3 separate regions of the Homo sapiens genome follow, and regions 1 and 3 are each linked to region 2. The links are chromatin loops, found by intact Hi-C in ENCODE. Cell type or tissue: gastrocnemius medialis. All regions are shown on one strand.

Region 1 (2,500 bases), 140 kb after region 2:
AGCAGACAGCTGTTGATCAGCTTATGGTGTTTTCTTCCAACATTTGTTGATGGGCTTTTGCAATTTTCTTTTTGCCTGCCGGCAGCAAAAGGAAGCCAGGCAAAATGGACATTTCTGGGACTTGTTACTCATGATTGTAATTATCCACAAAAACGCACCCTTTAAAAAGCTTTGATAGGCATGAAGGAACTTTTGGGGGTGATAGAAATGTTCTAAAACTGAGTTGTGATGGTTGCACAAGGGGACGAAAAATCATTAACTTGTACACTTAAAAATGGGTGAATTTTGTGGTATGTAAATTACACCTAAAAAAAAGCTTTTTTAAAAAGCTTATCTGAAAGATTTCCAGGCATTTTAAGGTGAAAAAAGGACACATTGCCAACAATTTGTACAGGAGAAACCTGTACTTTTTCCAAAGTCTCATATGAATTAAAGTACAACCTTGAGGCCAGGTGCCTGTAATCCCCACACTTTTTTCCCAGCACTTTTGGATGCTGAGGTGGGCAGATCACTTGAGGCCAGGAGTTCGAGACCAGCCTGGCCAACATGGCAAAACCCCTTCTCTACTAAAAATACAAAAATTAGCTGGCTGTGGTGGTGGGCACCTGTAATCCCAATTACTCAGAAGGCTGAGGCAGAAGAATTGCTTGAATCCAGGAGGCGGAGGGTTGCAGTGAGCCAAGATTGCACCACTGCCCTCCAGGCAGGGCAACACAGCAAGACTCCATCTCAAACAAAACAAAACAAAACAAAACAAACAAACAACCTTGAGCAGGAGTAGGAGCAGACTATGGTCAACTTATACTTTGTACAATACATATGTATTAGGTGTAATCAGGAAAATATTAAAGATTTTAAAAGAAAGACTAACACTGAGAAAAATCAAAGGGCAATTCCAAGAGAAAAGGGGCTTATTTGATCGAAAGGGAAGATTCCATTTCCTTCTCCACTGGCTCCTAATGTGGTGGTGGTGGGGCGTGGGGGTTCACACCAAAAAATTCTACAATTCTCTGCAGACCTTAGGAGGGTGTCTGTCAGTCTCTTGCTATAATGGAATGCCTGAGGCTGGGTAATTTATCAAAAAATGAAGTTAAGGGCTTGGCGCGGTGGCTCATGCCTATGGTCCCAGCACTTTGGGAGGCTAAGGCAGGTGGATCACCTGACATCAGGAGTTTGAGACCAGCCTGGCCAATATGGTGAAACCCCATCTCTACTAAAAATACAAAAATATTAGCTGGGTGTGGTGGTGGGCACCTGTAATCCCAGCTACTCGGGAGGCTGAGGCAGGAGAATTGCCTGAACCCGGAGGCAGAGGTTGCAGTGAGCTGAGATCGTGCCTCTGCACTCCAGCCTGGGGACAGAGTGAGACTCCATCCCAAAAAAAAACCAAACAAACAAAAAACGAACAAACAACAACAAAATGAAGTTAACTTGGCTAACAATTCTGCTGGCTGGAAGATGGAGAAGCTGGTGAAAGCTTCAGGCTGCTTCCACTCATGGCAAATGGTGAAATGGAGCCAGTGTGTGCAGAGATCTCGCAGCAAGAGAGAGAGAGACAGGGGAGGCGCCAGGCTATTTTTAGCAATCAGCTCTTGTGGGAGGGAAAAGAGTGAGAACTCACTGACCCCTTCCCCGCAACAAGGCATTGGTTATTCATGAGGGATCTACCCGCATGACCCACACCCTGCCATTAGGGGATAAACGCTCAGCATGAGATTTGTAGGGAATAAACATCCAAACTTTAGCAGTGTCCTATGATTTATCTCAATCCTGACACTATCTACCTGGAAATAGCATCAGATTCCCCAGGTTACAGGCTTAGTCCCTTAAGACTGCCCCCACTTCAGACACTGGGTGCCAGTCCCAGGTTGTCACCTGTACTTCTTGCAGACTCGCTATAAATTAGAAGTTCCCACCATTCCCTCCTCTCTGGGTTTGATCATCTGCTAGGACAGCTCACAGAACTCAGAACGGTCTACTAACCAGATTGCCATTTATTATGAAAGAATATAACAGGAACAGCCAGTGGAAGAGCTGCATAGGGCAAGGAACATGGGAAGGGATCTGGAGCTTCCATGCCCTCCTCAGGCACGCCACCCTCCCCGCAGCTCCGTATGTTCACCAACCTGGAAGCTCCTTGAACCCCATTCTATCAAGATTTGATGAAGGTTTCATTACATAAGCATGAGTAACGAAATGATTGATCATTGAGCTTTTTTTTTTTTTTTTTTTAGAGACCCAGTCTCTAAAAAAAAAAGAAGAGAACAAATACTTTATCAAACCATTTATGTTATACTATAGGAAATGTATCATACATGCTTTATTTGTATGAGATGTCTATATCTGCACTTCAAGCATTAATTCTTACCTTCCAAAAGTGCTTAATAATGTTTTTCTGGGTTTAATTGCCTAGCACAAGTTGGCTTATATTTGGATTTGTCTAAACAGCATTTTTCTACATGTCCTTGACCTTTGTGCACTTTAGAACCTTGGTTTTAAG
Region 2 (2,500 bases):
GGAGCAAGTTACTTAACCTTTTCTGGGCCTCAATTCTGTCACGGTTGGAAAGCTGTTCTGAGGATTAAGTGAGACAATGATCCTCCAGCACCAGCCAAGGGCAAGGCGAGCCTTTGCTCAAGGGGAGCTTTTTTTTTCTTTCTTTCCTTTTTTTTTTTTTGAGGCAGAGTCTTGCTGTGTTGCCCAGGCTGAAGTACAGTGCCATGATCTTGGCTCACTGCAAGCTCTGCCAACTGGGCTCAAGTGATTCTCCTGCCTCAGCCTCCCCGGTAGCTGGGATTACAGGCATGCATCACCACGCCCAGCTAATTTTTGTACTTTTTAGCAGAGACAGGGTTTCACCATGTTGACCATGCTGGTCTCAAACTCCTGACCTCAGGTGATCTGCCCGCCTCGGCCTCCCAAAGTGCTGGGATTACAGGCGTGAGCCACTGCACCCAGCCAAGGGTAGCTTTCTTCAAAACATTTTTTAATTTTTTATTTGTTTTGGGTGGCCCTGAGGCCCCCCTGCAGAGTGCACACGAGGCGGAGGCCCTCAAGGGTAGCTTTTATTCTTATCGTACATGAGGCCATGCGGGAAGAGAAGTAACCAAGCCAGGATTTGAGCCAGCACATCTGACACCCTCTGCCCCCTCCCCTGGCTCAGGACCAGTGGGGCAGGGACCGCAGGGGAGCATGGATCAGAGCAAGGCCCTGGGCCAAGGGGCAGATTCCAGGCTTGGGCTAGGATGTTCCAGGGAGCAGCCCCACCCCGGCTGCCCCACCCCACCCAGGTCCACTGAGCCCTGCCTTTGGAGGCTGCAGGGCCCCTGTGGGAGCTGGGTCATGGGATGGTGGAGGGTGGACGATGGAGACAAGCCACTCACCAGGTAAGCAGGGCTCCCCACGAAGGCTCCCAGTGCCCCCGCCACGGCTCCCGCAACCACGGTGCCACCTGGTTGCTGCGTGAGGCCAGCCTGGCACGCCAGGCTGTAGCAGTAGAAACGAACGCCATTCATGAGGCCTTGGTACAGAAGGCCGGCAGCCAGCCCCTTCTGCAGGCCCCACAGCCCGTCTGCTCGGGCCACAGCAGCGACAGAGGCTATGAAGCCATGGTAGGGCCGTGGGTAGGTGCCCCGGGCCTGCAGCTCCCCCTGCAGCTGCAGCCGCGTCTTCACCACCTCCAGGGGGTTGGTGAAGACACAGGCCAGGCAGCAGGCAGAAGCACCCAGCACCAGGTCCACTGCTGGGGGCACCGTCTCCATGGCCTCCGGGCCAGTGGCCTTCTGTGCCCGGGTCAGGGGCACGGCACAGGCCCTGTGGTGGTGGCGTTTAGGCTGTCTGTAACCTCGCAGGGCTACGGGGCTGGGGTTTGCAGGGGACCGAGGCCATGTCTAGAGGGTAAGGGTCCTGGTCTGACAGGCCTGTGGCTGCCTGGTGTCCCTGGTCTATCTCAGCAGTCCACCTGCTCTGCTCAGCTGTTCCAGCGGTCTGCCGGAGCCTGGGACGCGCCTCCGCCAGCTGCGACCAATCCCAGCTGCCTCTGTGCCCACACCTGCCAGCCGAGGGCGGGCCTGGACCCTGGGATCTGGGGGAAAGGTCACTTGGGACTGGAGGGAGAGCGTGGATAGGGAGAAGGTGCCAACCAGCCCAGGCACCTCCTCCTGGCCTCCCTCTGGCCCTGGGCAAAGGGCTGGCACCCCTGCCTTGCCTCTGGCTTAGCCTGTCCAGCTTTGGCAGAGCCCTAGGCAGGGGGCAAGTGACTGGGAGGTCCCTGGCATGGGGTACACGGCCAACTCCGCCCCTGCCCCACCCTGCCCCTGATATGCCCCTGGTGACTGACTTCCCCTTTCCAGGACTCAAGTCTTCAGTCTGGCTCCCACCGTCTATAGGCCCATGCTCAGCAGGGTCAGAAGTAGAGAAGGGCTCTGGAGCCCTGGGGAGCTGATTGGAATCCCAGGTGTGGCTCTCATGTGTGACCCCTGGGCAAGTCACTTCCTCTCAGAGCTTCAGTTTCTCTCATTTGTAAAATGGAGATACTGACATCCACTCCAGAAGGTTCTGTGGAGGACTGGCGATGAGAAGAGTGTGCCTAGGTCAGTGCTGCACCCGATAAAGGCACCCGCATCGCCTGCTCGCCCCCACCCCCACTGCCTCTGGCTCCTATGCCCCCCTCGCTGCTCCCAGGACTTCAGGGCACCTGGGTGAGTAGGACTTGAGGAGTGACCTTGGCTGGTAAGGACTTGCTGCCAGGCCTGCCCTGGGATGCCCTTTGTGCCCGCTGAGAAGAGAACGCCACCTGGGCCAGCTGTCAGGTGTGTCTGCTCAGGCTGGGGCCGGTACCAACATGCCCACCTTGGCCTCTGCCCCCAGACAGCTCTCTCCTGCCAGGCCACCCTCAGTCACCCAAGGCCCAGTCCAAACTAGAGGCAGAACCACCCAAGTTGGAGTCCCACACCCACCTCCCAGGGCCCACCCCTTCCCTCCCAGGCCCTTGAGGCAGCAATGCTGAGTGGCTTGA
Region 3 (2,500 bases), 160 kb after region 2:
TGTGGATAGTGGCTACCATATGGGCCAGTGCAGATAGAACATTGTCATCATCATAGAAGGTTCTATTGAACAGAGCTATTCTAGGCATTTTCCTAGAATACTGTGAAAAGGCAATTCCTAGAGTAGCTCTTAACTTGTCTAATTTCCTCTTTTATTTATTTATTTTTGAGACACGGTCTCACTCTGTCACCCAGGCTGGAGTGCAGTGGTGCCGACATGGCTCGCTGCAACCTTGCCCTCCCTGGGCTCAGGTGATCCTTCCACTCCAGCCTCCCGAGTAGCTGGGTCTACAGGCGTTTGTCACCATGCCCAGCTAATTTTTGTATTTTTTGCAAAGACGGGGTCTTAATGTATTACCCAGGTGGACCTTGAATTCCTGGGCTCAGGCGATCTGCTTGTCTTGGCCTCCCAAGGTGTGAGCCACTGCGCCTGGTCTATTTTTATTTTTATTTTTTAGAGACGTGGTCTTGCTGTGTTGCCCAGGCTGGTCTCAAACTTCTAGGCTCAAGCTATTTATTTATTTATTTTATTTTATTTTTTGAGATGGAGTTTCACCCTTGTTGCCTAGGCTGGAGTGCAGTGGCGCGATCTTGGCTCACCGCAACCTCCGCTTCCTGGGTTCAAGTGATTCTCCTGCCTCAGCCTCCAGAGTAGCCGGGATTACAGGCATGCGCTACCATGCCCGGCTAATTTTGTATTTTCAGTAGAGACGGGGTTTCTCCATGTTGGTCAGGCTGGTCTTGAACTCCCAACATCAGGTGACCTGCCCGCCTTGGCCTCCCAAACTGCTGGGATTACAGGCATGAGCCACCGTGCCCAGCAAGCTATTCATTTTTTTGAGATAGTGTCTTACTCTGTCGCCCAGGTTGGAGTGCAGTGGCACGATCACAGCTTACTGCAGCCTTGACCTCCCAGGCTCATTCAGCATCCTGCCATTCTATAAGATCTTACTGTAGCTGTGGTTATAACTCCCCCCAGGCTGAAAGGGTGAAAATTGAGTTAAGATTATTCAGCTGGGCATGGTGGCTCATGCCTGTAATCCTAGCACTTTGGGAGGCCAAGGCGAGTGGATCACTTGAGGTCAGGAGTTTGAGACCAGTCTGACCAACATGGTGAAACTCCGTCTCTACTAAAAATACAAAATTAGCCAGGTATGGTGGTACACACCTGTAATCCCAGCTACTCGGGAGGCTGAGGCAGGAGAATCGCTTGAACCTGGGAGGCAGAGGTTGCAGTGAGCCGAGATTGTGCCATTGAACTCCAGCCTGGACAACAGAGCAAAACTACATCTCAAAAAAAAAAAAAAAAAAAAAAGATTATTCTATGTAATCCTCCAATTCACTTTCCAGATGTTTTCTTCTTCCTCTTTGCAGGTGGAGATCACACAATCACATATCCCATATTGCAAGCGATGGCAAAAAAGTAAGTCTCAAATGGCTTGGGCCCAGCAAGATTTCAAAAGCCAGAAGCTAGGGAATGAGTTATTTGCTGTTTGGTGGCATTAGGTGACTGCTGCTGGCTCAGGTTATGAGCTGCTTCTGGGGATCAAAATTAAGGTTGAGCTCCAGGTGTCTCTGTCAGTCAGCAGCTAGAAGCCAAGACAATTTATTATTAACAGTTCTGGCCACCCTCCCTTGCCCTAGATCTCTCCTGGTATGTGTGCTCAGCATTTTCAACTTGCTTCTGTTTTTGGAAGATGAGCCTCTAGTGAAATACACAACCTCAGTTAACTTCAGTTTCTGTTTTGCTTCAATGGCCAAAAACAAACACTGACAGGCACAATGGTGGACCTTGCTGAGAGGCCCTTGTTTCCTCCTGAAAGGGCACCTTTCTCAATCAAAAGACTGATTTGCCAGTAGTGGAAGTCTACCCAGGATTGGCCGACTTTGGCTAATTTAGTTTGAGAAAGAGACAGAAGGACCCGGGTGGAGGGTGGCAGCTCCAGAATGTGTCTGTGGAAGCACATGTGGGTGGCATTCTGGTTGGAGGTGGGAGGGTGCAGGTCTTTGCTCAAAGCTGCATTTATTCCTCACGGATTTGGATCAGATGTTTATTTTGGGTGGCTGGCAGGGGTTGATGGAGGTTATGGAGAGAGCTGGATTAAAGCTTCCTCTTCCTCGGTTGGAGAAAGGGTGTGTCTTGGTTTAGTTAAGCCTTCAGCCAAGCTCCCCTGTGCCACCACCCTTGATTCTCATCCTGTCTCTAAGTGAAGCAAATTCTGGGTGATAGGTGTGGGTGGCAGCCAAAACATGTCTATTTCCTGCCTGACTTCTGTGAGTTTATTGTTCCTCTGAGATGCAAAGTGATCTCAAGAAGACAGGAACCAGTTGCAAGGCAGAAAACGGATGCCAGGTCTCCCCTTTTTGGCTGTGAATTGTCACCAAGTTTTGGTGGCCCGAAGGGTGGCTGTGCTAGGGCCCCACAGGGAGGGTTGGCCTCTGAGCTGCCCTGTTGTCATCAGGCATGGCCCAGTGGGGCTGCTGCACGTGGATGCGCACAC

The links. Hi-C counts contacts between places; a loop is a spot of excess contacts. Peaks named below come from ENCODE experiments on the same cell type or tissue, not always from the same donor. Only the 100,000 strongest peaks of a DNase experiment are listed, where the experiment ranks them.
Region 1: a loop joins it to region 2, with 4 times the contacts of the local background. A loop is called at or near these places in 72 of 110 quality-filtered maps.
Region 3: a loop joins it to region 2, with 3 times the contacts of the local background. A loop is called at or near these places in 3 of 110 quality-filtered maps.

The regions. Positions count from the first base shown.
Region 1 is chr1:15,596,121-15,598,620 of GRCh38, reverse strand. The region is part of intron 1 of LOC124903854 (a long non-coding RNA gene); the gene reads left to right. Among named protein-coding and RNA genes, the nearest start is that of AGMAT, 12 kb to the right of the region's middle. In gastrocnemius medialis, no CTCF peak of the experiment used is centred here; a DNase peak (open chromatin) is centred at 1,550; H3K4me3 peaks cover 497 bases; H3K27ac peaks cover 2,351 bases.
Region 2 is chr1:15,735,230-15,737,729 of GRCh38, reverse strand. SLC25A34 (solute carrier family 25 member 34) reads right to left here and starts at 1,472. Exons shown (of 5, transcript NM_207348.3): 1 at 867-1,472. The coding sequence starts at 1,244. RefSeq lists enhancers at 1,606-2,372, 2,373-2,500. In gastrocnemius medialis, no CTCF peak of the experiment used is centred here; DNase peaks (open chromatin) are centred at 1,529 and 2,239; H3K4me3 peaks cover 773 bases; H3K27ac peaks cover 2,500 bases.
Region 3 is chr1:15,579,016-15,581,515 of GRCh38, reverse strand. It overlaps AGMAT (agmatinase (putative)), which reads left to right. Exons shown (of 7, transcript NM_024758.5): 3 at 1,374-1,422; 4 at 2,462-2,500. Among named protein-coding and RNA genes, the nearest start is that of AGMAT, 4.8 kb to the left of the region's middle. In gastrocnemius medialis, no CTCF peak of the experiment used is centred here; a DNase peak (open chromatin) is centred at 1,545; H3K4me3 peaks cover 299 bases; H3K27ac peaks cover 2,500 bases.